Linked DNA regions of Mus musculus: all the other regions are linked to region 2. A link is a loop called in an ENCODE intact Hi-C map of the cell type or tissue named here. Cell type or tissue: heart. All regions are shown on one strand. Links, peaks and the distances in the headings refer to the core of each region. The heading gives the core; the rest is flanking DNA. Region 1 has its middle 9.3 kb from the start of Gm36405. Region 2 overlaps Katnal1 (katanin p60 subunit A-like 1). Region 3 overlaps Gm15411 (a long non-coding RNA gene).

What was found. A loop is a pair of places that touch in the nucleus more often than their neighbours do. Peaks named below come from ENCODE experiments on the same cell type or tissue, not always from the same donor. Only the 100,000 strongest peaks of a DNase experiment are listed, where the experiment ranks them.
Region 1: it touches region 2 in a loop (11-fold over the local background); 3 of 42 quality-filtered maps call a loop at or near these places.
Region 3: it touches region 2 in a loop (2.4-fold over the local background); 2 of 42 quality-filtered maps call a loop at or near these places.

Annotation. Positions count from the first base shown.
Region 1 is chr5:148,813,416-148,823,799 of GRCm38, reverse strand. No RefSeq gene overlaps it. Among named protein-coding and RNA genes, the nearest start is that of Gm36405, 9.3 kb to the right of the region's middle. In heart, for the core only: no CTCF peak of the experiment used is centred there; no DNase peak of the experiment used is centred there; H3K27ac peaks cover 1,258 bases.
Region 2 is chr5:148,900,286-148,910,669 of GRCm38, reverse strand. It overlaps Katnal1 (katanin p60 subunit A-like 1), which reads left to right. Exons shown (of 11, transcript NM_153572.2): 4 at 5,941-6,103. Among named protein-coding and RNA genes, the nearest start is that of Katnal1, 23 kb to the left of the region's middle. In heart, for the core only: a CTCF peak has its summit at 5,634 (motif pointing left); no DNase peak of the experiment used is centred there; H3K27ac peaks cover 99 bases.
Region 3 is chr5:148,984,499-148,994,882 of GRCm38, reverse strand. All of the region lies in intron 4 of Gm15411 (a long non-coding RNA gene), which reads left to right. 5930430L01Rik (RIKEN cDNA 5930430L01 gene) reads left to right here. Exons shown (of 2, transcript NR_102384.1): 2 at 1,359-4,827. Among named protein-coding and RNA genes, the nearest start is that of 5930430L01Rik, 5.5 kb to the left of the region's middle. In heart, for the core only: a CTCF peak has its summit at 5,184 (motif pointing right); a DNase peak (open chromatin) is centred at 3,868; H3K4me3 peaks cover 347 bases; H3K27ac peaks cover 1,406 bases.

The DNA of each region.
Region 1 (10,384 bases), core at 3,666-8,665, 87 kb after region 2:
TGATACAAAGTATCGACAGGAGAGAGGCATGATTGTGCACATCTGTGATCCCAGCACTGAGGAGACAGAGACAGGAGGATTGCAAGTTTGAGAATACTCTAGACTATGGGGAAGATTCCAGGACAGCCTGGATTGCATAGAAAGACTATGTCAAAAAAAAGGTGTGTGTGGGGGGGGGGCGATTGGGAGGTGGCTCAGCAATTTTATAAGCACTTATTGCTCTTGCAGAGGGCCTGGGATTCAGTTCCTAGCACCTACAGGATAGCTTACAATCACCTATATTCAGTTCTAGACGATTTGATGCCCTCTTCTGGCCTCCTTAGGCATGGAATACTTGTCTGTCTCTATGCACTTGCAGAGGCCAGAGGCCAACCTCAGATATCCCCTTTGGAGAGGGAGCTCTCATTGGCCTGAAGCTCATTGATCAGACTAGAAGGCTGACCGGGAAGCTCTAAGGATCCTCTAGTCTCCATCTACCTAAACCTGGAATTACAAGTATGCGTGCCAAGAGCTCTGGGGATAGACCTCAATGAAGCTAGAGAGGTGGTATTAATCCCATATATTTTGTAACAATCTTGCTTATTGAAATGTGACCATCTTCTTTGCTCCCTACCCTTTCCCTTATTCCAATTGCCGGCAGGGGAATTGTCACGGGTGACAAATGCAGAGTGGTCTGGCTGGCAAGCTGATCCCATGTGCATGGGGCTCTGGCACTGCCGAGTGCCAGGGTTTTGCTCCTGTGCAAGAAAAGCTGTGAGTTTGGAGAAGATCCACACTTAACAGAGCGAGCAGCAGCCACGTGCCAGGAGTGCCTTCCGGTCCAGAACGTATGGTGCATGTCCGAGGGCTCTCAAAGCACTCGAAGCCATGCCAATTTGCAACAATTAAACAGCAAGACTCAAGCGGACAGTTTGCTGTGGCTGAGAGACAGCCAGATGTCTGGAGTGTGTACCAAGCCCGGCTCCCAGCCCTCTGCCTTACCCAAAACTGTCTGAGAAGAGAAAATCCTCAGGGATACCGAGAGTCGGTGATGGTGATCTGGTGCTGATGGGAGCCCACCGTGGGCCCCTGTTGTCTCTCTGTGCCTTCCCTTCTGACAGGTCTGCTTTCTGTCTCATGCAGACTTAGAGTTTGCACATAAAGCCAGGGCCTGTTCTGTAGACTTCATAGGGGGACTTGTTTTTGCCTTTTGGGGGACCCACAGATGGCAAACACTGGCTAAGCAATCCAGATACCATGTTTCAACTCTCCTGTCTTAGTCAGGGTTTCTATTCCTGCACAAACATCATGACCAAGAAGCAAGTTGCAGAGGAAAGGGTTTATTCAGCTTACACTTCCACATTGGTGTTGATCACCAAAGGAAGTCAGGACTGCAACTCAAGCAGGTCAGGAAGCAGGAGCTGATGCAGAGGCCATGGAGGGATGTTACTTACTGGCTTGCTTCCCCTGGCTTGCTCAGCCTGCTTTCTCCCTTTCTTTCTTTCTCTCTTTCTTTCTCTCTTTCTTTCTTTTTAATGTATGTGAGTACATTGTCACTGTCTTCAGACACACACCAGAAGAGAACATCTGATCCCATTGCAGATGGTTGTGAGTCTGGACCTCTGAAGACCAGTCAGTGTTCTTAACCACTGAGCCATCTCTCCAGCAAGTCAGCTTGCTCTCTTATAGAGCCTAAGACTACCAGCCCAGGGATGGCCCCACCCACCAGGGGCCCTCCCCTCTTGATCACTAATTGAGAAAATGCCCCACATCTGGATCTTATGGAGGCATTTCCCCAACTGAAGCTCCTTTCTCTGATGATAACTCCAGCTTGTGCCAAGTTGACACACAAAACCAGCCAGTACATCTCCTAATGGTTTTATGAAGTTGCGTCTCGTTTCTATTCCTCCACAGGACGCAGGTAGAAAGATCAGAGAAAGGCTAGATTCCAGCCACCCCAGTCTCTACCTCTCTTAAACCAGCAAAGGATACCTCTTAATTGTATGTTAAAATCAAGGGGGCTGCAAGGCTGTGCTTTCTTTAAGGTTCTAGATAACTTGTTCTGTGTCTCTTCTGGCCACTTCCGATACCTTCCCTGATGTATCTCATCTCTTGGATGCACCCTTACCTCCAATTTTATGTATTTTTCCCTCCCTGGGTAAGTCTGCCTTTACAATGTCCATTCTGACCTAGACATGACAGCCATTGGACTAAGGGTCCACACTAGCCCTGTGTAGCACTATTTTAATTTTAATGTGATTAGTGACATTTGGAACAATCTTTTTTCCCCCTCTGAGACAAGGTTTCTCTGTGTAGCCCTGGACACGGGGATCTTTCTGTGTCTGCACCCCCCCCCCCCCAGTGCTGGGATCAAAGTCATGCACCACCACTGGCCAGTTGAAACAATCTTATTTTCTGATGGAATCACATTAAAAAGCTTAGACTTGGATATGTGTCTATTTTAGAGGGTCACAATTCACCCCCTTACAGATGTTCCAGTGATTTTGAGTTCACACTGAATATAAATAAAGGTGGGGAAAACTGACTTGCTCAAACCCCCAAAGAGAAGGTACGAGGGCTCAACGATGGGAGGCAAATTAAGAGGGAAAAGGGAGGCGGCCCCTTGTTTGGACTTCAAACACAGATGCTAGACCCTTGCTTGTGGTCTCCTGGGATGTCCTGCCAGATGCTGACCCCTGGGCCAGGGGACTCAAAGCACTGTATTCTCCAGCGTCTCCTTGGATTATATTTAATGAATTGGCCATCAGCTCTCACTCTAACGGCCTTCATCCTCGACCCCCAACAAAAAGAAGAGCAACAGCAGCATCAACAAATTCTGACCGATAACGACTCAAGCCAAACCAAACCCCCCCAACCCCCCTCCCCCGCCTGCCACCCCCGAATTGAAAACCACCTTTGATGGCCTGGATGCGGTTATCACAATAATTGTCTGCAGAGAAGAACGGGATGGCACCAGAGACCTGTCAGGAGGCGACAGGAAGCAGAGGCAGCATGACTTATTGTTGGTGACACGGATTCATCTTATTAAGGAGTAATGAATGGGTTAGCTCGGCAATTAATCACCAAAGCCTACTCCCCGGAGCTAGGAGAAACGGGAAGTGCCGAAATAAAGACAAGAAGAAAAGCTGTCACAGAGGCAGCGCGCTTTTCACGGATGGAGCTGGCTGACGGAGCCACGTGTTGCGGTCACCTGGAGGGATGTGTGAGTCAGAATCAGCGGTGCTGAGGCGCACTGCCTGACCCGGGCAATCAAGTCCTTGAGGGGTGAACCCGGGAAATCGCGTTTTTTCTGGCGCTCCTGAGATGATTCAGTGCAGCTAAGCTTTGGCACACTGAGAGAGGGGGGAGGGGGAAGGAGGGAGAGAGGGAGGCTAGAGCATACCCCCCATGTCCCTTAACCTCCCCCTACCCCCCACTTACGTCAATGATGCTGGCTCACCCGGGCCAGGCACCAGGATGCTACTTACTTGCTGCACCATTACCTCTGGTTAGCCGGGTTATTCTGAGAAAATGATTTTGATGAGGTCATTTTGGGGTGACTGTTTTATACCAAAAGGCCCTCAACAAAACATGAAAGCGGAGTTTTATGGCCTGAGCCTTCAGCACCCCACTTCCTAAAGACAGTGTGGCCTACGTGTGGGTAGAGAGCATTGGCTTCATTTGTGACTTGGGTAGGAAACAGTTGAGAACTTGGTGGTTTCTATAAGCACTGAAATGTCCTCAACTCAGGACAAATACAAGCATGTCACACTGTCCCCTGTTTCAGGCTGCTGCAATAGAATACGTGAGACTGGGTGTTTCACGAAGAGCAGAAATTGTTATACCATAGAGGCTGGGAAGGTCAGATGCACCGGTGTCAGGGAAGGTGCACAGCTAAGCACCTTCACCCTGCTCTCCCGTAGTTAAGGTGGAAGCAGGGCAGCGCGAGATAGCAGCAAATGGGCTGAGTTTTCATCTGTGAGGAAGCCATTCCTTCAAAAGGACAGTACTCCATTTGGATTTGATTGCCTCCCAAAGATCTCACTTCTCAACGTATTTGTGTTGAGGACCTAATTCTCAACATGTGGACTTGAGGGAGACACCTTCCAACCACAGTGCCTCGGTAGTAAACTAGTAGTGGCAAATTGCCAAGAGACTTCCTCCGAGAGGAGGTTCTTTCAAAGGACACTGTGGGTGGAACCTCAGAGCCGTGTCTGCCTATTGGCTCGTGGCCAAGTCCATTTTGCACCCTACCCAATGACACAGCAAAGGAAGGCGCAACCTGTGCTAGCAGGGGTCATTCTCTTTGGTTTGTCTCCCTGTCTGACACCTGCTCAGTCCCCTCATGGTTGTTTTACACCTTTATCTCCCAACACTGGCCAGAGAATTGCCCTAAATTTGAGACCAGTCTGGTCAACAGAGTGAGTTCCAAGCCATCCAGAGCTATAGAGTGAGGTCCTGTGTCAAAAATAAAAAACAATAAAACAAAAACAACAAAACAAATCAAACTGAAAAACCTTACAGGTGTAGTAATTTGTTTGTTTGCTTGTTTGTTTGTTTAGAGAGTTTCTCTGTATAGCCCTGGCTGTCCTGGAACTCACTCTGTAGACCAGGCTGCCCTCGAACTCAGAAATCCACCTGCCTCTGCCTCCCAAGTGCTGGGATTAAAAGCATACACTATGACTAGCAGGTGTAGTAGTAATTTATAGGTGTAGTAATTTATAACAAAACATACATTATTCAAAACAGTGTGAGCTCTTCCCCTGCCCAACCTAGGTGACTTGGTAAGAATTTATCTTGGACATATTTGTGAAGTCAAGGCTGAAGGGACGCTAGACAACTAGAGCTTGTGGTTCTGGCAGGCCAGCCTTGCCCTTCCCCCAGATTCCCTCCTCCTTGCTAAAAGGATTACATTCCAAAAGCTAGCCACCAAGGTCTATTCCCTTATTTGGCCACTTCCTCCTCCTGAGGCTGACCACCAAGGTCCAGCTATCAAAGTATTGAAGTCCAGCAAGCAAAAGCCCCCTTTGTCTCACCTGATTAACATGCCCAGTAAAACGGAACACCTCTTCCTAACACGGGGTTTCTCAGTTGACCTTTATAGACCACCGTTTTCCTATGTGCCACGTCTGTCTCCTGTCTCTAACCAGAGACAGTCCTTTGTCACCTCTGATAAGTTCCCCTTCCTCTTCCCCCTTCCCCCTTCTCTCCCCTCACCCTTGCTCCCTTCCCCCTTTCCCTCTTTATCTCCTGTCTTTGTCCCTTATCCCTGCCTCTGTCCCTCTGTGGCAAATCGTCTTCTTGGGCTGAGAATATCGAGTTGGGTGTCTTGAGCTGCCTTTGAGGTTCTTGACAGCAGCCCCTTCCTGTCAGACAGACCCATCAACTGACCCTCTGCTTCCTGCTCCCTTGAGATCATCTTCCTGTTCCTGTTTCCTCAAGATCACCCTTGCTTCCCTCTTGCCAACTGCCTCCCCTAAATCCATTAAGTGTCCAGATATCCTCAGACTTCAAGCACTCTGAACAAATCCACACTCCCAATTACAAGACAGAATTAAACCCAGGCCTTCTCCTCTCTGACACACACACACACACACACACACACACACACACACACACACACACGCTGATGGCCAAGCCCTCACTTGGGTCAAGGTCATGCAACAACAAACTCTCTTCCTCAACTCCACTGAGCCCTCCTTAAATGCCGCCCACTGCTTTCTTCCAGCTTCTCTCCAAAGCCCTCAGGTACTTGCTGTCCCCGCCCCAGGTCACCCATTTGCCAGCGTCTCACTCCCCCTGACTGCTTGACCGTCTAAGTCCCCCCTTTGGGAACAAAAGCCAAGTTCTCTCAGCCTTTGCACACCAATCTCCAAAGCCTGTTACAGACGCCCCTCTCACCGCTTGCTAAGTGCCTCCCCAATCATCCATATTCCTAAAATGTTACAATTTTAGAACCCACCTAAGCACCCCAATAAAGATTGTTCTGACATAACAAACGCCTCTCAGATTATAGTCTCCCCAACAAAGCCACCTTGCTTTCAGATAACGGTTGTTCCCCCAATTAACCTCACACAGCCAAGCAAAATTTCCCCAGCTCCTCTCAAGAACTCTCAGAAGGACTCCGGATAAATAGTCCAGGGACCTGCCGACCAGGGAAGGTGAATATGGTCTGTGTATCCCGGATGTTTCAGAAGTCTCGGTCAGTACCGTTGAGGGGAACTGCCGTCTCCACATGGCTGTCTTGGGGGAGTCCCACAATTATCGATATCAAGTGGAGTGGCCATGGCGACCTACAGAAGACCTTGGTCCATAGTCATAGCAATGAATTCAGCAGAAGCCTGTGATGGATTGACCCGTGGGTTGCTGGGGAGGGACTTCTAGGTGACGCAGCTGCCATCGGAGCACCCATGCTCCTGGATATTGATTTGTCAAGCTCCATGCAGATGTGCTTGCTTCTTTGACCTGAGTATCCTTTCTGGGATCAGTAGACATTCCTTTACATCCCAGGTGACAACTGAAAACTAGCCATTTGCAGCTTGGATGCTCTTCCTTCAGGGATCTATCCTACCCAAGGCTCCGAGGCTGCTTCTGAGGGCCTGCCTGCCGCTCTGAACAGGGCTCCTCCTCTGTATTCTAGGAAGTGTGCGTGCGGCTACAGTACTACCATCCCCGACATACCTTAGACATCACAGGCTGGGGTGGAGCCTGCTGGGGGCCTCAATCATGAACCAAGGCAGACAGAAGCCTGCACCAGCTCAGGATGGGGTGCTCCGCGCAGGCACAGGCCTCCCATGTTAACAGGACATCATTGTTCGCCACCGCTGTGCCTTGATGCTTAGCTCAGGATAGCAGTCAGCTCTGGTCAGACAGCCTCAACAACCCCGAGGAGTCATTAGAAGCAATCAGGCCAGCTCCTGGAAACACTGCGGTCAGCAAAGTAAGAGATGTGGATTCTAGCACTGTGGCCTGGGGGAAATGCAGGCTGTGGGGAGACCTTCCAGCCCATGCTGAACCTCCTCTAGGAGACCCTCCCTTCATAGCAGGTCCCCACCACAGGCCAAGGCTCAGAATATAAATTTTCTTCCCCTCTGTGCCTTGCAGAAGACCCTCATAGGAACACGACTCAGAGGCATATGACTGGAAGTTTCTGTTACTGTCACATAAGGAACGAGACCCCCAGGTTAATATCCTGGTGGTTTGTAGACGAGAGGCCCCAGAACACCGAGCCATCTAGGGTAACTATTTAGACCTCCATAAAAGAATCCAGAGGCTGAGGTTAAGGGAGGTTCAAGGAGCCTTGGCTGTGTGGGTCTGAGCTGATGCCTCCTCAGAGGGCTGGGAGCTGGGAGATGCTAGGGTTTATGCCAGGAATCGCTGAGCAGGGAGGACCTCAAGGCTCTTTGGCTGTGTGTTTTCACAGAGATGAACTGGAGCCCGAGCTTATGGAACAATGCGCTGTTGACCATGTAGAAACTATGCTTGTCTTTCAGATCACAGACATTTGTTTCCATGGCTCGGAAAAAAAAAATCTGTTCTAGCCAGGGTATACAGGGTGGCGATGGTGGTAGTGGTGGCACACACCTTTAATCCCAGCACTCAGAAGCAGAGGCAGGTGGATCTCTGAGATCAAACCCAGCCTGGTCTACAGAGTGAGTTCCAGGGTAGCCAAGTATACCGGCTGGTTTTGTGTGTCAACTTGGCACAGGCTGGAGTTATCACAGAGAAAGGAGCTTCAGTTGGGGAAATGCCCCCATGACATCCAGCTGTGGGGCATTGTCTCAATTAGTGATCAAGGGGGGAGGTCCCATGGTGGGCGGTGCCATCCCTGGGCTGGTGGTCTTGGGTTCTAGAAGAGAGCAAGCTGAGCAAGCCAGGGGAAGCAAGCCAGTAAGGAACATCCCTCCATGGCCTCTGCATCAGCTCCTGCTTCCTGACCTGCTTGAGTTCCAGTCCTGACTTCCTTTGGTGATGAACAGCAGTGTGGAAGTGTAAGCTGAATAAACCGTTTCCTCCCCAACTTGCTTCTTGGTCATGATGTTTGTGCAGGAATAGAACCCCAGACTAAGACATCAAGACTACACAGAGAAAACCTGTCCCAAAAAACCATTAAGAAAAAAAAAATAAACCTGTTCTGCCATAAGGGTCTCGCCTCCTCCACCCTTCTTCTCTCCCACCGGAATTCTGTCAGAGAGATGGACCGGTGAGAACTGCTCTGCACTTCCAAGGCCCAAATTACCCAGGAGGGGGCTCTCAGGTTGCCTGGGTTACCAGATGGTTTACTAACCCGAGGTGTCTAAGAGGACAAAGCCAGGCTCAAATGGAACATCCTTCCAGAAGATGTCCTCTGAGCCTGGTGAGGGATTTTAGTTGTTGCCAAAGGAGTCAGTCCACAGGTCAGTTGCTTTCTGCCAGAGAAACTGTGTCAGACTGGAGAAATCAGGCAGCCAGTAAAAGGCACAGCTGTGGGGTACCACCTGCACTTCTGTAGCACCTTCCAGGCAGGGGGGTCGTTTTCAGCCTTCCTAATGCTCTGACCCTCCAACACAGCTCCTCAGGTTGTGGTGATTCCCAACTATGACATTATTTCCTTGCTACTTCATTACTCTCATTTTACACAGTTATGAATCGTAATGTAAATATCTGATATGCAGGATATCTCTTATGTGACACCTGTGTGTGTGTGGGGGGGGGGTCACAATCCACAGGTTGAGAACCACTGGCCTAGACCTTCCTCTAGTTTGGACTCAGGTCAGGTCAGTGGAGGTTTAATCCCACCAGCACCAGGGTCTCCCCCTAATCATTAACTTTTAAATCCATTGAAAATCTGGAAAGCTAGCACAGCAAACAGAGCCATCAGCCAGAATTGCCAATTAGCACTTTGCAACACTTGCTCTCTGTCTCTGCTACCCTCCTATGCCTTTGCACTACAGCCCCCTGATGAGGAGACACCCCTTCCCCACTCCAGGAGGCTCCGAGGATTGCTGGCTGCACTGTGCAGCCAGCTATTCTCCCTAACAAGTGCTTACAGCCAATCCTTCCCTGAGAATGACATCGGTTACATTCTGTTACATTGTAGAGGTAATGAGAAATGGGTGGTAGTCCCAGCCTGAATCTTTTTCTGAATCCAGATATATGCTAGATACTGTAACAAATTACCTGAGGCTAGACGCTTTATGAAGAAAAGATGTTTGTTTTGGCTCATAGATGGGGTAGGGTGATGAAGTTCAAGATCAGGGTCTGGTCAGTTTCTAATGAGGGTTTCAGAGACTGGATATTCACTGCAGACAAGGGAAGCAAGTGGGGGAGAAAGACCAAGTGGAGGCGCCATGTTTATTTTGTAACATGAAACTCTAGTTTCATGAGACCTGCCTTACTCCCTCAAAGATGGATGCTAGTCCCCAAGACTGCTATGGCCCCATGACCTATTCACTTCCTACAAGGCCCTATCTCTTCAAGGTCGTCAATACCAGGACACCACGAACTAACTTCCAGAAGGTGAACCATTGGGAGAGACGTTTCATCCAAAGCTGGGGGATCCACTTTAAAATCTCATGTGCTTCCTGTTCCCCAACAGCCTTCAGCGACAGCCCCTGCATCCTCTGACAATCCTTGACTGAGTCACTGATGGTGGTGGCTGTAAAATACAATCCCTTCACTTTTCATAGACCTGTGGGCATTTAAAAGTCCAGCTCATTATCAGCTACTGACTGGTAGATGGTCTGTAGGTCAGTCTCAGCCCCTCTGAGCTGGTGTCTCCACATTTCTGACACATCCCACTTAATTCCTGCATCACCTGCTTTTTGAAACAACAGAATGTTCAGGGCTCACTGTGATGGTTTGTATAAGTTCGGCCCAGGGAGTGGCACTATTAGAAGGTATGGTCCTATTGGAGTAGGTGTGTCACTGTGGGTGTGAGCTTTAAGACCCTCACCCTAGCTGCCTGGAAGCCAATATTCTTCTAGCAGCCTTCAGAAGAAGATGTAGAACTCTCAGCAGTTCCTGCACCATGCCCGCCTGGATGCTGCCATGTTCCTGCCTTGATAATAATGGACTGAATCTCTGAACCTGAAAGCCAGCCTCAATTAAATGTTGTCCTTGTAAGAGTAGCCTTGGTCATGGTGTCTGTTCACAGCAGTAAAACCCTAACCCTGTGTTTATCTTATCCCAGAGTCAAACACGCTCGGACATCTTTTGGTGAGAAGGACAGATCAAAAACAAACATGAGGCCTGAGGGCCCTTGGGAATCAAACAAGGCAAACAGCTTCGTTGTGGGATACAGTCGGAACTTCTGCTTCTCTTTCTGGCCTTCACATTGTCTCCTACAAAGTGGTGGCCCTCAAGGTCCTCACAGGATTCATTCACTGCTGTCCCAGCTTCTGCCATCCCCTGGCTGGGGCAGAGA
Region 2 (10,384 bases), core at 3,066-8,065:
AATGGCAGGGAGTGACAGACTGGGTTCAGGATGGAGAGAGTGGTCTACAGTTGGTTCATCTGGTCCCACTGACAAGGGGAGCAGAGGCGCGTGGTTGGGGAAGCCCAGGCGTCTCCATTAGTTATTTACAGAGAGTGGCCAAATGCCTGTGCTACCAGGAGGGCTGTGCTGGCTGCCATGGTGGAAAGACAACGCTTGGGTGAGAAGCATTGCCTAAGGCCAGTGCCCTTCAGGTCTCAGTGCTGTTGTGGTGATGCTGATGCTATGGAGCTGATGCTGATGCTGTGGAGCTGATGCCGTGGTGTAGACAGAAAGCTCAGTTGGAGCAGGGTGGCAAGCGCAGAGGGCCAGCTTCTAGTGCAGGTACTGCTGTCAGTTCACAGGAAGGTGAGAGTCCAGATGTCAGAAGGGGGAGAGCATCCTGTTGGGCTTTGTTCTGGGTTTTTGAGGTTTCATTTTTTTTTAGGTAAGCTCTCTGTAGGAAACGTCTGTCTCCTGCTACAAAATATTTGAATCTTGGAAATCTAGGTATTTATTACTGCGTGTGCCCAAAATCTTTTAAGATTTATTTTTGTGTTATGTGTGTAAATGCTTTACCTTCTTATATGTCTATACACCAGTGACCAGAAAAGGCGTCAGATCCCTGGGAACTGGAGTTACAGATGGTTGTGAGCTGCCATGTGTGTGCTGGGAACTGAACCAGGGTCTTCTGCAAGAGTGACAGTGCTCTTAACCACTGAGCCGCCTCTCCAGCCCCCTAAGTTTGGCTATTTCTATGTTTTAGAAAAGGCAGCTGAAAATAGGCATTCTAATTCATTAGAGACAGAAGCAGGAGAACTGCAAGCGATGCAGAGTGAAGCCGGAGTACATGCACTTCCACACTTGCATGAAAGCTCTCTGCCTCTCTGCTTTCCCTGGTGGTTGCTGTCTGCTGCTGAGTGCCACCTATGGGCAGGCATTCTCCTCAGCTCCTAGGAATCCTGGATTCCCAGTCCCCGCAGCGTTGAGTTGAACTTTTGGCTACACTGAGCAACTCACTCATGTGATAACGCCTCCCACAGCTGCTGGCTTCCCTCCTCACCTTTGTGACACTTGCTGTTGGCTGTCTCAGTTGGAACTCTCCTCCCTCTCTTCTGACTTCGCTGGCCTTTACAAGGCTCCATGTCCTTCTCTTCCTTCTGTGACTGTGGCCTCTTCTCTTGCGTCCTCCTCTTGTGTCTAGCCCCAGCCCCCATGCTGCTCCCGATGCACTTGAGCTTGACATCACTGGTGCCCACCGGATGCTGACAAGCAAGAAAGGTCTTTGCCATGCAGTGCCTCCTGTTCTGGGAAGTCTGCTGCCTTTGCACAGCAGACCAGTGCCAGCTCTGAGGGCAGAGGGGGTCTCCTCTTAGCTCTGCCCCTCAGGGGCCCCGAGGACAAGTTGCCAACTTCATCTTCCCTCTGTAAATGGAGATCATTGTGGCAGTCACCCCGTGCGGAGGCTGTAAGGGTGAAGTGGCTTAGTGCCTGGAGAGTGTGAAGAGCAGCATGGCCCGGCAGGGGGCCAGGACAGCTGTGCAGCTCCCCACGACTCTCCAGCAGCTCACGACACCCTTCCTTTGTCTTTGCTCAGAGGATTCCAGAAGTCCAGCCTATTCTATCCTTTTGTACAGACTACAGGCATGCCTATTGTTCACCCCCCCCCCCCCCCCCACACACACACATCCACACCCAGACATGCCCCTGGGACTTGATCAAGCTCGACTTGCATCCCCAGCACCAAGAACAATGTGTGGTGCAGAGTAGGTTCCAGAAGTATTTCCTGAAGGGATGTGCGCACACCCCACTCCGAGTCTCTGCCCCTTATTCTCCCTTTCTGCTTTGCTTTCATCCCTGCTGACAAGGATTTGGTGGTTGTCACAGTGACGGTCTGCTAGTGATAAGCTATCAGTTTTTATTTTTAGAATATCCATCTCTTCTGTCGCTCTTTAATGGTAGTTCAGTGTAGACTACCAGGCTGGTATTTATTCACTGTGCCCTGATGACTAGCTAGCTAGTTGCTCTGTGGTTTTGAAAAACGGCATGCTAGTACACTGTCAGTCTTTTTGACCATCAGGGCCAAGATATGTGGCACTGTGCAGCCCTATCAAAACCTCTTTTTAAAGAGGCCCCCTGAGTCTGTTGCTTACACAGCCTAGAAGTTGTCACAGAGTCCCCACAGTGAAGCATGACATCGTGCAGTGATGCGGCAATGGACAAAGAAATACAGAGTGGAACCAGGGTGTCCTCTGGGACGCTGGCAGAGTCTGTTACACATGTAATCTCCAACTGCAGTGAGGTGGAACTGAAGACGTAGAGAGCACACGCATGCTTCCCACAGGCGTGGGGCTTGCCACAGATCCCACCGACAGCTGGTTGAGCACTTCATCAGAACAGTGCGTGCCAGGTCAAGCTCTGCCGCAGCCCTCGGAAGGCAGCGCCTGAACAGGCTAGGAAGGACTCTTAGGTCATACATAGCTCACCAAGCCAGATGCACGCGCTTGCTCGAAGAAGACTGGGGGGGGGGGGGCGGGGGAGGCTTCTGAGCAGCTGCTAAGTAGCAAGCCGAGTCAGGACTGCCTCAGGATTCATGGCAAGGCCTCCCAGGCAAGCCCAGCAATGGCAGAACCTGCAGGCAGCTGTAGGGGCTGGGCTCGCTGATGGTGAGCAGAGGCTCCGTGCTGGAGCAGGGTCTAAAAAGCTGGACCACAATGACAGTCACTAGATAGCAAGCACAGCTGCCAGCAATAGGAACAACCCGTGTGCTGAGAGGAGAGAGAGTCTTGTTTCATTGTCTTGGCCGAGGCCCTTGGCCGATGCAGGAAAGACATTTCTGCATACACAAAACACACAAATAAATAAAGCAGAACTCTACCCAACCACTTCCTATCTCTTCCTCAAAACAGAAAACAGTAAAAAGACAAGCCTGGCCCCTCCCGAAGAACAACAGCAAGCTTCCATTGAGATACTAAAGGCTTGGGCTTTTATTTTATTTTCTGTGCTAGATGTTGACCCCAGGGCTTGGTGTGTGCTGGGCAGGTGCTCGCCTACTGAGCTGACCCCAAATGTGCAGTGCTCTAGACAGCAATTTATCCTTATGCTTCTCATTCTTCACCAGTCTCTTCAAGTTCTTTTTCCCCTTTGGTTTTGGTTTTCTAAGACAGGATTTCTCTGGGTACCCTTGGTTATTCTGGAACTCCGTAGACCAGGCTAGCCTTGAACTCAGAGATCTGCCTGCCTCTGCCTCTGCCTCTGCCTCTGCCTCTGCCTCTGCCTCTGCCTCTGCCTCTGCCTCTGCCTCTGCCTCTGCCTCTGCCTCTGCCTCTGCCTCTGCCTCTGCCTCTGCCTCTGCCTCTGCCTCTGCCTCTGCCTCCTCTGCCTCTGCCTCCTCTGCCTCTGCCTCCTCTGCCTCTGCCTCCTCTGCCTCTGCCTCTGCCTCTGCCTCTGCCTCTGCCTCTGCCTCTGCCTCTGCCTCTGCCTCTGCCTCTGCCTCTGCCTCTGCCTCTGCCTCTGCCTCTGCCTCTGCCTCTGCCTCTGCCTCTGCCTCCCGAGTGCTGGGATTAAGGGTGTGCAGCACTACCACCGGCTGTCTCTTCACAGGTTTACTTGATTGGTAGACTGTTTAAGGGACTAAGAATGTCGTAGAAGCAATAGTGTGATACAACTTCAGTTTCCAAAGTATCTTCTGGTCATTTTTCTATGACCTCTTCCTCAGTTCCTCTCACACTGCTGTTTGTTTATTTCTGTCTTCCCTGGGGTCAGCAGCATCACTAGCTGTGTACTAAAACGGCTCTCCAATAACTGTTGAACTAGACTACACTCAGGATGGAGGTGTCAGTGCGGAGCCTTAGAGACGCCTGTGCGGTTCTCAGCAGCACCTGCGAGGTTCTCAGCAGCTGTTCTTATTCTTAGCAGAGCCCAGCAGTATGAATATGCAATGGGCTTTTTTGTTTTGCTTTTGTTTGTTTTATGTAATGGTTACTTTCCTCATGCCTGTGACAAAATCCTAATGAGGAATGACTTATTTTGACTCAGGTATCTGGGGATTTCACATCATCATGAAAGTTAAGGCATGACCACAGGAGTCCAGGTAGGCAGAAGCGGGAGGCAGCTGCTCATGTGACTGGCCAAGATGTGTAGACGAGATAGGGCTGCACTCCAAAAGCATCAACACACCCCAATCAACACACTCCCATCAGCCAGGCCTCGCTTCTTAAAGGTTCCACAACCTTCCAAGGCTGTGCCACCAACCAGGGACCAAGTGACACATACCCATAAGCCCGTGGGAGTCTTTTTACATTAAACCATAGCATTAGCATTGCATTAGAACTGCAGTGTCTTAGTGCTTCACTGCTCCTTGCTCCATTTCACTGTTCCTTCATCCAGTTCTCGTCTTGTCACATACACTATTACTGTGCTGCCCTCTATGAGACCAGGAAGGAAACCCAGAGATGAATTAAAGCCCTAAGCCTGCAGGGCACGCTGCAGCCGTGGGAAGAAGGAAGAGCTGGGGGTGCGGGAAGCACGGAGGGAAACTGACGTCCTGGGAGGGGGTAGGAGCACGGTGGGATACTGATGTCCAGTCAGGAAGTGGCTTCCTGTGGCCCTGAACTCAGAGCAGCTGTGATTACATGCACTAGATCTTCACAAGACTGAACCCTTCAGCACCCTGTCATGGGAGGGGGAGGGGCCCTAGGACCCCACTCACCCCCCATTTAATAGACTTTCAGTGGTGTAGCCATTGCTCAGGTGCACATGGTCCTATGACCAACTCTAAGGCAACTCTTCTATTGGAGCACACACACACATGCACACTGGGGGATGAGGGAGAGAGGGAGGAGAGGAGCTAGTTTGAAAGAGCACAGGGGTTAGTGGAGAGCAAGAGGGTGATTAATGAGGGGTGTGACCAAAGCACATTATGTACACGTGTGACAATGTCACAATGGATCCATTAGTATGTATAATTAATAAATGCTAATGAAAACATCAGGAAAGGGGAGAGAGCTAACATCCGCTTCCCTTGAGTCTAGAGATGGGGCAGTCACTGTGCTATTGAGAGGAAGAAGCCGTTGCACACAGGATCAGAACAGCCACAGATGTCATGCGGGGCGGCAGGGGAAGGCAAGGAGATGGGATGGATGGTTTGAGAAAGGAAGCGATGAAGTGATAGAGCCCCCACCCGGAGTGCTGCGCCCAAGCGCTGTGCCGAGAAGCCCCAAGGCTCAGCCTTCCATGGTGGAAGCCAACAAAATGTGCTGCCGTGAGCACATTGGTTTCGCGTCTGGATTTATTGAAATTGCTACTCACACCTGTAGTTCTATCATCATTTTTGACACTCACTAGCCGTGGATGTATTTTCCCACATGAATGGCTTTGTTTATAAGAACGTCGGTGCTGGGCCCTGCCATTTGTAATTTGCATAGTGAGATGCCGACCTCTCCAGCACAAGTGGAGAATGTTTTCTTGGTTATAAAGAAGAAAATGAACTACACAGCCCCACCCTTTACTGAAAAGGCTTTAGCTGTTTCTAAGTTGACTCTTCCTGATTTGAGAGTCAGTTGAGTGCAGCTGCTGAGGTTAACAGGTGGACGCAGGTGCCCTCTGTTGGTGGTAGTTGTTACTTTGGCAAAGTATCCATGTGTGTCACCTATATTTAATAATTGTTCCAACCACTCTACGGCAGGGGAAATTGTGACAGTCTCGTGAGTAATACGGCTTTGCATTCCTTGTCTTTGATTAATTTTTTTTGTTTGTTTGTTTGTTTTTCGAGACAGGGTTTCTCTGTATAGCCCTGGCTGTCCTGGAACTCACTTTGTAGACCAGGCTGGCCTCGAACTCAGAAATCTGCCTGCCTCTACCTCCTGAGTGCTGGTTTTAATTGATTAATTGTTATTTAACTGTCTTTTTTTTTTTTGCCAGAGCACCCCCTCAAATCAGGCGTCCAAATCGCGAAGTGAGGCCTCTGCGGAAAGACGTGGGGGCAGGAGCCCGGGGACTCGTGGGCCGAGCACACCAGATATCGAAGAGTGACAAACCTGCAAGTCGGGACAAGGACTATAGAGCAAGAGGGAGAGATGACAAGGCAAGGCTCTGATTCATTCACTCGCAGTGGAGCTTTGGTGGAGACTGGAGCTGGGGATGAATCCTCAGGGTTCCTCAGGGTTCTTTATATTTCAAAGGCCACACTGCAAGGCACATAATGTCAGAGGGGTAGTACGCACACACAGACACACACAGACACGCAGAGTTACAGATGTGTTTGTTGAAGTATGTGCGCGCACACACACAGAGTGGGATAGCAGGCATATTTAGTTAAGCAAATGCACACACACACAGAGTGGGATAGCAGGCATATTTAGTTAAGCAAATGCACACACACAGAGGTTCTCAGTGTATTAGTAAAGTGGACCTTTGTGGATTACACAAAAGAAAGGAAGACCAGGAGTGACCCTGGCCCTGGGTCCCCTGAAGGCTCCATCCATGAATGGTCCATGAAACAGTCCTGCTCCCCTTTCAGAGTAAAATCTAAGGTACATGAGTGCTCCAGGCCTCTCCCACTGAGGGGTGGAGTCGGGAAGACCCGCCCTCCCTCATCCACCATCGAAGGCTGGATTGGACTTGAGGAAGGAAACCTGCCACTGAGGCAACCTAAGATTTTACATGTGACTCTTCAACGGAGGACAAGGCGGGTGAACCCGTGGCAGCAGCTGTCAGAGCCACACTTGTTCCTCCAGGGTTATAAATGACTTCTCATTTACAATGTTTCTGAGTAATTGTCTGTCTTACTCTGTCAGTGACAAGCTGAGTACTCAGACTATCAGTGGAAAATCAGCCTTTCTTATTTCTACGGCTGACGAGGAGGTAGGAGAGCTACTCTGAGTCACCACAAAAATAAAAGGAACTACTTTTAAAAACACAAACACAGAAGTGTCATGCTACCTGAAAGGTGTAGTTGTCTCTGATCTGATTATCACAGCAGAGACTAGAGTTTCCAGGGCTGCTTTGAAAGTAAAGATGGAGAGATCACAAGGGCTGTTACAGACTCCCTTTTCAATCATGAGATTGGCAGGTGGCACTAACATAATGAAATGAACTAGTCCAGAAATGAGACTGTATTGCCTAAGATAAAGATAGTCTTAGCTTGAGACTATTTGGTTAACTGAGTGTGCAAGCATGTAGTCCTAGCAGCCCCTGTCTGGGGCATGACAAGGTGTTTAATGCCAGAGCTGTTAAAGCACACGTGGAGGGCACAGAAGGGCTTATCTGCTTTTTGTTCCCTGTGTTGAATCCTACCTCTCTCCCCAGTAAGATCTCACTTTTAGGCTCAGTGTGGTGGTGCACAGCTTTTATCCCAGAGCCCAGGAAGACAAGCAGGCAGAGCTCTGTGAGTTCAAGGCCAACCTGGTCCACATTGTAACTTATACCCTGCCAGAAAAATAAACAAAAGAAAAAATTAGTTATATACATATGTTTGTATAATCTCATAGTCTAATAGATTATTAATTTGTGTATAGAATTCTGAAAGTTGCTTCTATTACTTTATAGGTCTAAAAAATGAGGATAAAAGAAATGTATCTTGGGCCCATTAGAGGCTCAGCAGGTAAAGGCCTTTATGATAAATCACATCCTGTCAAGGGTCCCTGCATATCAGCTTTAGCTGTGTTTAGGACTGCACTGTGGAATGCCACGTAGAAGCAGTGGGAGCCGTGCTCTCCCCAGGGGCCGTGGCTTTGGTGTTGCTCTGACACTTTGGAAGCTGTGTGTGTTGGTTTATTCGGTCCCTCCCGTCATCTATGAGCACAGCCTGTGTCCTGCTAACAGCTGATGGTGCTGTGGGCTGGGACTTGCGCCCAAGTTTTAGATCACGATGTGACACAGTGTGAAAGCTTATTTTAATTATTTTTTAAATAGAATTCAGGTTAGAGTAGGATGACTTACATATCTCAGCATACTTCTATATTGACTTTAATTTTCCAAAAAATACTGGTAAATTTTGTGAGAAATTACATCCTTTTTCCCCCCATTTCTTTTTAAACTTCTGATAGGCTTCAGACTAGGTCTAAGCATACAGTGCTGTTGTTTGTTTTTTAAATAAGCAACAGTCATTTTGCACAACGATTTGCTGTTGGGGCCATATTTCTTTTTAACCCTGAGGGCCACAGGATTGTCCACATAGCTAGTATGTAGCATAACTTATTAGTACATTTTATTAGCTATGTACTTTGTTAGTCATATAATGAATATAAATGAAAATATAAACTAATAAAGTGTATCTGGCTGTCATCCCAGCACTCAGGAGGCTGACACAGGATGTCATGAGCTTGGTGCCATTGGGCTACAAAGTGAGACTTGGTCTCAAATAAAGGACTCCTGACTGTCATCTGGTTATTTCTCATTGCAGACAGGAGTGGCACAAGCAGCTAAGCTGTGCTTTTAGTGTTATTTGAACGTACCCAGTGCCTTTGGACTGTTTGGAATGCTATAATAAAACACTAGGTCATTTTATAAAGCTGAACCTTAGGCAGGCAAAGGCATCTCTAGGCCCCATCTCTTAATGGCAGCGTACTGGAGACTAGACTTTGACTTGACGGTTGGAGGAGCCTGTATGTTCAGACTATATAGCACATGGAAAAACTGAATTTACCATATTATCATTTAAGCTTACAGTCAGTATAGATGCATGCTGAGAAATGTGAGTTAGCCTGCTTTAACCTGGACTCTGTTTAAAAGGATGTATCTCTTTAGCATGAGATAGAGGAGCACTGGTCATCTTCACCAAGAATTAATCGACAGTAAGTTATACTTTCACAATTCTGAGAATCAGAGTTTTATGTAGAAATAACAAATGCTTTTTTAATTTAGAAAGGATATACTAAAAGTAAATATGAGTGAGTAGAAGAAATATTTTTCTGTTATCTTAAAAATAATTATGTTAGAAAGCTCAGACTCTAATGCTAGCCGTGTTGCCTTAGCTAATTTGTGGTTAATGAGCAGTGTCCTGCATGATCCCAGGGTCACGGTTACGAGTGCGTCTAAGTGAAGTTCAGATTAAAGGAGGGCCAGTTACGCTCCCAAAATTCCCTGCTCAGTTACTTGACCTAAAGTGCATTGTCTCATTACCCTGTATATAGCAAATGGCCATGGTGAATGCTGTCCTTGTTGTGTTTAGCATCGGACACAGGCGTGGAGGGACACTGGAAACAAGACTGGACCATTCTGTTTCCAACCTGCTGATTGATGAACACAAACTGTCACACATGAACAGTGACTTAAAAAGTGCATAGGTCATAATCGAATTATTTTATGAATGGTCATCTCATGTGAGGTGCTGATGTGTGCTGAAGAACTACTTTTCTGGAAAAAAACTCATGTTCATATGTAATTCAGGCACATGCATGTTCACATGTGGGTCCATGACAGACATGCTTGGCATAAGGCACATGTGGCCATTTGTCCATAATTTAAAGAAACACAGGTCCAGTGCTCTTGGTGGACTTTAGAGAACACTCTCGCTTGCTGGGCCCACTCACATCCCTGTCCCCTGTGATCGCGGCGGTGGAGGGATGCTGTGTAGCCATGGGTGCTGGCTGGTAACTTGTTTTCTTTGCTAAGATGGTAGCAAAGCCGTGAAAGGCACAGGATCTTGAAATTTGGCTCATCTCTCCATGACTTGTGCAACACTGACAAACAGAACCATTTTCAAGTGTTGGGAGAATACTCAGTTTTGGTGGGTTTTTTGTTGTTGTTGGTTTTTAGTAATGTAAAAACAATAGAAACCGCATGTGTGTATATGTGCACGTGTATGTATGGTACACATATGTACTCATGTGTGTTTGTCTAGGTGTGGGTGCCCATGCATGTGTGTGCCTATGTGTGGAGGTCAGAGGTTGACCCCAGGTGTCTATCATTCGCCACCCCACCTATGGAGACAGGGTCTCGTGCTGCCCCTAAGCTGGAGTTGGTGAGGCCGACTGGCCAGCATGCTCTGGGTCCTCCCCTGGGATTACAAGTGGCACTGCCACCACCCAGCTTTTTACCTGGGTGCTGGGCATCTGCACTCAAGTCTCCTGTGCTTTCATATGTGTGTGTGTGTGTGTGTATATATATATATATATATATATATATATATATATATATATATGTGTGTGTGTGTGTGTGTGTGTGTGTGTGTGTGTGTGTATGTATATATACACATATATATACATACATATATACACACATATGTATATATATGTATATGTATATGTATATATATATATATGTATGTATATATATATATATATATATAGTAGCTCTTGATGAGGTTTAAATGTGTTTCCCAACTGGCTTATAAAATTCTTGAAAATATAATAATTGTCTATTA
Region 3 (10,384 bases), core at 3,082-8,081, 84 kb before region 2:
AGAGCCAGGTTTCTGTGCCTTAAGAAATTGGTGCCAAGGGTTCCCGGAGACGATGAGAGGGAGGAGGCACGTCAGCCTGTGGGAGCTCTGGCGGAGTTTTCATGACACCTAAGTCTTGTGATTGATGAGACCGACCAGGCAGGCAGGCCTGGCAGGCGGTTTCCTTGCTCAGCCTTTGAATTTAGACATTTCTTTCTCCTTCTCTAGGCTGGGTACTGTTCCTGGGTGCTTCTAAAATCTGTGACGTAGAATTGAGTTTGATGTTAGCGTAGAAGTGAAAATAGCGAGTGGGATGGAAAGTGACCAAGCTTTGTTGGAGGGAGTGGGTACAGCACAGAGAAAGGGACTTAGGGAATAAACAAAGGAAGAAGCCCGCGCTTTTAAAACCTCAAATTTCCACTTTTCACATTGTGCAAACAGACCTTTCCCCAGTCACTGCGTAATGAAGATTCAGTCTTATGCAGATGAATCTCTGTGAGTCTGAGGCCAGCCCTGTTCATACAGCAAATTCCAGGACAGCCAGGGCTACATAGTGAGAGCCAACTCAAAAATAAATAAAAAGATGACCGGAGGTATCCGGTTACCTCTATAGCCCACCAGTTTTAAATCTACTTAGTTTACTCAATGGTTCTCCGATCCCATGAGAATACTTTTGCAACAATGCTCTAATCCCTTTTCCTTTGGGTTTGTACTCAGTAAGGAGACTTAATTATAAAAATTGATTATTCTTGAGTTCTATTTGTTGTTCCATACATGCAGTAAAATGCCATGTTTCTTAAATTCCCCAAAAGTCCGAGATGCATCTTACAAGAATGGGCTTTAATTCAATCTGTTGTCTTAGACTGATTTTAATAAAGTCATCTTAGTATGCTTTCAATTGCTTGGATAAAACACCATGACCAAAACCTACTTGTGAAGAGAGTTTGTTTCAGTTTACAGCTCTGGTCACATTATCACTGAGGGAAGTCATGTCAGGAACCTGAAGACAGGAAGCAGAGGCCATGGAGGGATGTTTCTGACGGCTTGCTCCCATGGCTTGCTCAGCCTGCTTTCTTATATCGCCTGGACCTACCTGCCTAGGAGTGACGCTGCCCACAGTGGGCTGTACCCTTCCACTTCAGTTACTAATCAAGGAAATCCCCTAAAAGGCCTGCTGATAGGCCAGTCTGATGGGGGCATTTTCTCAACTGAGCTTCCCTTATTCCAGATGACCTGAGCTGTGTCAACCTTGATGTAACAACTGGCCAGTGCACCCAAACCACTGTAGGATTCTAAGATAGTATTGAAATATTGTGGCTTTAATTGCTGATACTGGGTGGGCAAAACTGAGGTCATGATTTTATTTTATTTTATTCTAGATAAGAGTCTCATGTGATCCAGGCTGATCTCTCTGTAACTCCCAATGCTCTTCCCTCTATTTCCCAAACTCTGGGTTCATGGGCACGCATCCTTGCATCCTTGTACCTGGCCAATGTCTCATCTTAGCTGCCATTTCCCTATTATTGAGGGAATGAAAGAGGATGAAAGGAAGATTCTAGTGAAAAGAGAATATGCCATGGAAATGTGATCCAATATTTTGTATTCCTTCAGTGAGTTGAAGCATAAAAAAAAAACAAAAACAAAAACAACAACAAAAAAATCTAGAAAGCCAAAGCCTGGCGTGAAGGAAATAGAGGCCAGAGAGGACCAGGAGTCTTCCAGGCCTGGTGGAGAACAGCTTTAATCAAGCACTCACAAGGCAGGGGCATGTAGACCTCTGTGATCTCAAGACTGCTCTGGTCTGTGTAGCTAATTCCAGCTCAGCCAGGGCCACACAGTGAGACCCTGTCTTCAAAACAAAGCAAAACAAAAACCATGACAAAGGAAAACAAAAATCCCCACAAACATCAACAAAAAGAGGATCGGGAATTTAGTCCCAGCTTCAAGTCAGTTTTAGGCTAGCCTGGGCTACCTGAAACCGGGCGTCGACAAAACAAAACAACCCATCTGTTAATGCCTAATAGCAAGCTATCTGTGACAAAGGTAGACGCAGAAGTTTGTCATTCTGAGGAGCGCTGTGTATCCATCCAGGTATGACTGAACTCCACCCACGTGCAGTGTGTGGGTACCTCCTACGTCAGCTTCACATCCCCCAGTGCATCACCGTCTTGTGTACAACAGTTTGCTGTTTCGCTTGGCCTCTGACCTGGACTCCTTAATGAGCCCACAATAAGAACAGCTGCAGTTTTCTTGTTGTGGTCTTTACAGGAGGGTTGAGTGCTGAGACAGAATGCTTAGGTCCCCGGAGTGTGGACAAGTGTCCACACAGTCTGTACCTGACTTCCGTGTCTTCTACTCTGTCACCACTGGTCACAGTAAGAGCCCAAAGCTCACTGACAGAGGCTTCTTTTTGTTGTTGATAACCATCTCCGTGCAGTCCTGGCTGTACTGAAACTCACTCCGTAGACCAGGCTGGCCTCGAACTCACAGAGCTCTGCCTGCCTCTGCCTCCTGAGTGCTGGGATTAAAGGCTTGTGAGCTACCACGGCTCAGCAGAGGGTTCTATCTATAGTTGCTTCACTCAGCCTGCTTGGGCAGAAGAACATCATTGCAGAAGGGAGCCACTCACCGTGTGGCCAACCAGGAAGCAGGAGAAAAGAGGCAGCCATCTTAGGTGATTAAGAATCCTACTGTCAAGGGCTAAGAGGTGGCTCGGTGGTGTAGAACACTCGTTGCTCTTGCAGAGACCCGGATTTGATACCCAGCACATGCGTGCCGGCTCACAAACACCCATAATTCCAGTTCCAGAGGACCTGATGCCTTCTACATGATGCACATACATATATATTCAAGCAAAGCATCCGTGCACATCAATAAATAGACTAAAATCAAAAATCTCACCAGTGACGAATTGATAGCGGTGGACGGGCATATATATGAACCTGTGGCTGGGCCTGTGCACACACCTCTGGGTGGCCCTGCAGTGCGCGGGTCTGAAGTTCGGGTTTGAATAGCTTCATGGCAGATCTCCTCTAGAAACTCAATGTGTATCTTAGGGTTATTCTCAAGGGCTGGGGCTGGAGCTTGATGAGAGAGTCATGGCCTAGTTTGTGCAAAGCACTGCGTTCATTCCTGAGACACGTCCTTCCAAAATCTGGGGTTCAAACAACTTAAAGGTACTTGCGGTAAGCTCACCTGGACATCATATATGGAATAATTGTCCGTTATAAATTTCGAACAGTAAAAAAAAAGTCTCTTCTGGGATTGCAGGACTCAATCCCGGGAAGATTCCTACCTCCAGACTAACACTTGGAAGATAAAGAATGAGGGAGCTGACAACCTCGTTGCAGAATTCTGCCCAGCACTGACAGCCTCAGCGCCCACCCTCTGCTTCTCAGGATGACCCTGGGAGCGCCTGAGTTTTCTTTGCTCAGTGAGGAAACCCCTGGGTTTCAGAGTAACTCCTGCTGGCACACTGGGAAAGACTTTTAAAGCTGGAATTAAAAAACCAAACCAAACCAAACCAAATCAAACCAAACCAAACCAAACCAAACCAAACCAAACCAAACCAAACTGAAACAAAAAGAAAAACAAACCATCTGATCCATGGCGCTGTTGCCTGGCTAGGGCAAGCCTGCGTGCGGGGGCGGGGCGGGGTGGAGTGAGGGGGAATCGGAGGAGGTCAGACCTTCAGTTTCTCAATCCAAGAGTGTGGAATGATTCTTGTTTTAGTTTTACCTAGTGTAGCTCACTGTTTGCAAGTCAGGGAACCGGCCCCAGGCTCTGCGCCCAGATTGAAAGCCTTGCTCCCTTCCGAAATGCAAAAGTCTCTCTGGGTTTTATTTCCTTGCGCTCTGACCTTATCAACACCACACTCCATTCTCCCAGGCCTCCCCAGAGAAGGCCTCTTAAATATGCCACTGGCCTTCGCCCTGATGTCTCACCCACCAGAAGCACTCATTCTCTTAAATCATTCACCCAGCTTGTCGGGACAGCATTTTAGACTTTAGCAAGACCAACCGTTTGTGGGGAGCCTGTGAGCCCAGACACTCTGTAAATGCACTAATTAGCTCAGTGGAAAGAGCCCAAGAGCAGGCAGCAACATCTCCTTCCCAGAGGGAAGCTCACCAGACTCTGCCTCAGCCCAGATTCTCCAAGATTCCAGTTCGGGAAAGATATGGTCAGGCGGTGGGAACTGATTTCCCAGATCGAGCCCCAACATCACTGATGTCTGGGGTCTGAGTGCGTGGGCAAAAGGAGCTGTCTGAGCCCCGTGGGCTAATTTTGCAGCCTCCCTGGATACAGCCTAGTCATCTGCTTTCCTCCCCAAAGCTGTAATAAGCAAAAATGTCCATGGGGCTGGGAACGTGGCTCCGGTGGCGTGCTAACCTAGTATGTGAGTGAAGTTTGAATCCTGGCCTGCCTTTTAATCAGCTGTGTGACCTTGGAGAAGTTACTTTGCCTATCTGTTCCCTGGTCTTCTTACTTGTAATGTGGGATAATAGCATGGATACTGCTCTTCTGTAAAAGAAGTGTTTAAAATGGGGCAACAAGAAATAAGCTACAGGGCTGGAGAGATGGCTCAGTGGTTAATAGTACTGACTGCTCTTCCAGAGGTTCTGAGTTCAATTCCCAGCAACCACATGATGGCTCACAACCATCTGTAATAGGATCTGATTCCCTCTTCTGGGGTGTCTGAAGACAATGACAGTATACTCACATACATAAAATAAATAAGATTTAAGAAAAAAACCCAACATATTAAATGAGGGGCGGGCAACTCATTTTCAAAACCTTTGGGCAGATCATATTTTATGAAATAGAAAACAATAGTTCTGACCAAACTCCAAATTGTGTCAACCTTGATTTATCACCTGGAATTAGCATCCACTTTATTTATTTGGGATTTTTCTTTTCTTTGTTGTTGTTTTTCACAGTGTCTCGGGTTACAGGTTGGCCTCAACTTTTCTAGCCGAGGACAGATTGTTTTGTTTTGTTTCGTGAGACAGGGTTTCTTTGTGTAGGCTCGGATGTTCTGGAACTTGCTCTGTAGACCAGGCTGGCCTCGAACTCACAGAGTCCTGCCTGCCTCTGTCTGCCAAATGCTGGGATTAAAGGCATGCGCCACCACATCTTCCACTTATGGGTGTATGGGTGTTTTGCCTGAATGTATGTCTGTGTACTATATGCATGCAGTATCTGTGGAGGCCAGAAGAGGGCGACAGATCTTCCTGAAACTGAATTACAGTTGTGAGCTGCCGTGTGGGTGCAGGGAACAGAACCCACGTCTTCAGCAAGAGCTGCTAATGCCCTTAACTGCAGAAGCATCTCTCCAGCTCCCCCTTTGTTGTTTGAGACAGGATCTCACACCCGCAGGCCAGGCTGGCTTCAGATTCACTAAGTAGTCAAGTTTGGCCTTGAACTCAAGGTAATTCCCCTGCCTCAGCATCCTTGAGTGAATGCTCGCGGATTACAAGAGTAAATTATCATGCCAAGCTAAAACTCAACTCTTATCATTTCTTCGTGTGTGTGTGTGTGTGTATGTGTGTGTGTGTGTGTGTGTGTGTGTGTGTTGTTGAGGTTGGAACTGGAGGCCTTGTGGATATTAGGTAAATATTCTACCACTGAACCAACAACCCCCCCCCCTCCCCTGCCTTTCCCATTGGCTTATCTGGGAGGGAGAAATGGCTTCTCCTTAAGAAAGGTCAGTTATTCACAAAGCTCTTCTGAGAATGCGCTGCATACCACCAGCAACCACTGTACTGCATGGGTGGTGTGGGGGTGGGGCGTGGGGGTGGGGCGTGGGGGTTGGCCATTGGCTCCTGGGTCTGCCAATCCTGATCCCTGAGATGTAACCCCACCATGTCCATGAAAGGGCTTACTTCTATAAAGGGGAAATAATTTTATCTCACTACGTAGCTCATGCTGGCTTCCTTACTGCAGATCCTCTAGGGTGTGGAAATTATAGGCGTGTCTCAACTTTATTATTAATTTTTTCCAAGACAGGGTTTCTATCACCTGTTTTAAGGGCAGGATTTTGCTATGTAGCCTGAGGGAGGGGAGAAGGCTCAAAGTTGTGGCAATACTCCTACCCGAGCCTCCGGAGAGGTAGGATAAAAGAGAATTTAAAAAGGAAAGAGGTTTGGAAGGAGGGAGGAAATCAGAGAACAAACTGTCTTGGTATAGAGGAGTCAGCTGGGATTCGGTTTCTTCTGCAGGACTAAGGGCTACTAGCATGTGATACGGAAAGCAACCTCGGCTAAGTGGGCAATGACTGCCCAGAGGCAGGAAAACCTAGGAGTCTTGCCATCTGGAAGATCTGGGTATTTTAGGTTGGATTTGCCAAAGCTCAGACAATAGTGGATACGAAACAATGTTGCAGATGTCATTTTCTACAGGGGGATTTTTTTTTCTTAAAAGTGTTTTATAACATTTACTTATAGGAGTGTGTGGGTGGGTGGAGGGGGGCACACATGCCTCCCATGGCGCAGGTGGTCAGAGGACAACTTTGTGAAGTGGTTTCTAGAGATTAAATTTAGGTCTCTATTTTCTGAGTCATCTCTCTAGCCCTTGTTTTTTTGTTTGTTTGTTTTCTTCTTTTCTATTTTTAAGATTTCTTTCCTTCTATGTGTTTGAATGTTCTGCCTGCATGTGTACGTATGTATCACATGTGTATCTGGCGGCCTTGGAAGCCAGAAGATGGCATCAGATTCCCTGTAATCGGAGTTACAGGCAGTTGTAAGCTGCCGTGTGGGTGCTGGGAACTGAACCCTGGTCCCCTGCAAGAGCAGCCAGTGCTCTTAACCATCCCCCCAGGCCCTCTGGGATTTTCAGTACTGACAAATCCTGATTTGTTGGTGGGAAAATCCACCCACGAGTGTGACACGCACTAAGTCAGAACATCTGCCTCAGCTTCTGGATGCTTCCGTTTGGTGGAAGAAGATCTGAGAGCTGTAAGCTTGAACGTCTCCCTGGCAACAGGAATGAGAGCACTTAGTAAGTACTATCTTGCAGGACTTAACCTGACTCCTAGCCAAGGCTCTCCCTCATGAACAATCTGTTAGCCAAAGCTCTCCCTTCATGAATAGTCTCTTAGCCAAGGCTCTCCCCCATGAACAGTCTTCTAGTCAAGGCTCTTGGGAACAGTTCTTTAGCCAAGGCTCTCCTCCATGAACAGTCCCTTAGCCAAGGATCTCCCCCATGAACAATCCCTTAGCCAAGGCTCTCCTTTCATGAACAGTCCCTTAGCCAAGGCTCTCCCCCATGAACAATCCCTTAACCAAGGCTCTCCTTTCATGAACAGTCTCTTAGCCGAGGCTCTCCCTCATGAACAATCCCTTAACCAAGGCTCTCCTTTCATGAACGCTCTCTTAGCCGAGGCTCTCCCCCATGAACAGTCTGTTAGCCAAGGCTCTCCGTTCATGAACAATCTGTTAGCCAAGGCTCTCCCCATCCATGAACAGTCTCTTATCCCAGGCTCATCCCCATGAACAGTCTCTTAGCCAAGGCTCTCCCCTGCATGAACAGTCTTACCAAGGCCTGGAAGCTTCTTAGCTATTTCCCCCATAAGTGTGACATAGGAAACTCGGATTTGTAAACACTGGGATCATTTTTTAAACTTCCAAGGGCACGAACAGTTGGTGTGGTTCCAACTGTTGGCTATATCATTCTGGAATCTTCTGTAGGCAATAAAAGGATAATTTTTCTCGAGGGTGCTCAAGAAATACCAGGGCTCAGAGCTCTACAGCTGGAGTCAGGCGTGGCTGGCTGTGGACAGCACAGGAAAGCAGGCTTGACCCTATACATCCAAGGTCATGGAATTCTAAACATCCAAGGTCATGGAATTCTAGCTAAATCTGTTGGCTGATAGGGAAGGGTGAGGAAGTGGAGGTTGTAGATGACTTATTTCACTGTTAAAGATTTATTTATCTTGACTTTATGTATATGAATGTTTGCCTGAATGTATGTATACGTACCACATGCATGCAGTTCCCATCTCGGATAGAAGAGTAATTACAGACAGTTGTGAGCCACCGTGTGGGTGCTGAGAATTGAACTCAGGCCCTCTGCAAGAACAGCCACTGCTCCTAACCACTGAGCCATCTCTCCAGCCCCAAGATGACTTACTTGAATATGTTAAGTGGGTTTATAAAAGTCTCTGGCACAGTCAAGGCAACCACTCTACTGTGGAGGCACTTGTCCAGCCCTTTCAACATTTTGAGACAGGGTCAATGTGTAGCCCAGGCTGGCCCAGAACTCACCATCCTACTATTCTTTTCTCAAGAGCGCCACATGCCCAGCTTAATTTTTTTATTTTGAAATAATATTTGTAATAAGTTTTCTCTGCTGACAAAATGAGCCAATTAAAGCTGAACTGAGCATAAAAAGGCAGGTTTATTTGGGTGCAGCAACTTGCTGGGTTCACCGGTCCCAAGGAACGGGACCAGGGAAACTGCCATGCAGATGGGAAGGGGTGGGGGAGATGCTTACACACAGGGAGAGAAAGAGGGAGAGGGAGGAGAGGGAGGGAGAGGGAGAAGGAGGGAGGGGGAGAGAGGGAAAGAGAGAGCACTCACAGAATGTCTGGATTATATAGGGAGGAGCCTTTAGGGGAGGGGAAGCCCAGCCCTGAGCTGGAAAGTTCAGGGCAGAGGGTGGGGTATGCCAGTCACAGCTTGTAGGGGGTAGGTTATGAGGAATGCTGGGAGAGCCCGAGGTCAGGCCCACTTTGACGTGCTAAATAGGCACCTCAGCAGCCATCCCAGGTCTGAAACCCGACACTTGGGCTCACAGAGAGGTAAAACTGGACTAGGAGACCCCAATGTTTCATCTGTAATGCTGGCAGGACCCAAACCAAGACATCAGCCTTATAAATTACTGTTGTTTATCTATATACCCATCCATCCATCCATCCTACTATTGTATGGATGGATGTATAGGGTCATGGTATTTATAAACTACTGTTGTTTATCTATATACCCATCCATCCATCCATCCATCTTCATCTGATTGTTTTGGTGTTTTGTTTTGTTTTGAGACAGGCTTTCTCCGTGTAGCCCTGGCTGTTCTGAAACTTACTCTGTAGTCCAGGCTGGCCTGGAACTTAAGAGAATCGCCTACCTCTGCCTCCTGAGCACTGGGATTAAAAGCATGGGTCACCACTGCTTAGCAAATTACTGTTATTTAAACCACATCAATTTCCCACTAACCCTTCTCTCTCTCTCTCTCTCTCTCTCTCTCTCTCTCAAAGATTTTTTTTATTACTATTTACTTTTCCTTTACATTCATTGATGTTTTGGCCATATATATATGTGTATGAGAGTGTCGGATCCACTGAAACTGGAGTTACAGACAGCGGTGAGCTGTCATGTGGGAGCTGGGAATTGAACCCTGGTTCCCTAGAAGAGCAACCAGTGCTCTTAACCGCTGAGCCATCTCTCCAGACCCGCCCCCTCGCCCCCATCTCTCTCCTTTGTGGTACTGGATATGGGACCATGGTTCTGCTCACACCAGTTATCTAGGCAGGCCCTGCTTTTGGAGAGTCACCCCAGCCCTGACGCCAGGGCTTTCCACTCCAGGACTGATCTGGGAACCCTGCAGGCTTTTAACTACTTGATTCGGTCTCTTCCATGTGGTGACAGTCCCTTGGTCACAATTTTGTCACTGTTCATTGTTTCGTGGGTTGCCGCTTCATCTGGACTTCGCCCCTCCCTGCCCCGTCCCCAGAAGCTGAAGACCACACCCCTGCGGCATAATCCAACCCCCTCACTCAGCAAGCGTCTCCTCCCTACCGCCCCTCTGAGCTTGCTGTTCCTAATCAAGGTGATCAGATACAAATACCTTCAGCTCTGGCTCCCAAGAAGAGGGCACTTTCCAAATTGTTTTCGTGTAAGCAGACTGATTTTGCAGCCGCTTACACTGGCTAGCTCACAGGCGCCTCGAACAGCCAAACAAATCCTCTCCCTTCTGAACCCGCTCTTCCTGCCTTCGGTCCCGGAAACAGCGCCACCAAAAACATCGTGATCCAAGTCAGAAAGTGGCAATGGAGGCACTCAGAGCGAGGTGCCAACTTCCGGCCATCAGTTTCCCAGTATGAAAAATGAGCTCCGTTGTCCAACCTCACAGGCTTGCTTTTGGGCTAAATGGCGGTGCTAGCTGATAAGAACTAGGTTATTATCGCCATCATCTCCATCCTCTCTTGATAGTCTTTTATTTTTCTACACTTCCCAAACACATTCTCTACCTGGTTTAATTTCCCTGCTCCTCTATTTCTGCTAGGAAGCTTTCCTCTCGGGATAGACCAATGATGACTGACGTGCCAAGATAACGCGCAAGAATCTGAAGAACGAGCTTGAAAGGGCAAACTCACATTTGCCCTTTAAATCTCCTCTTTAACCTTTTTATT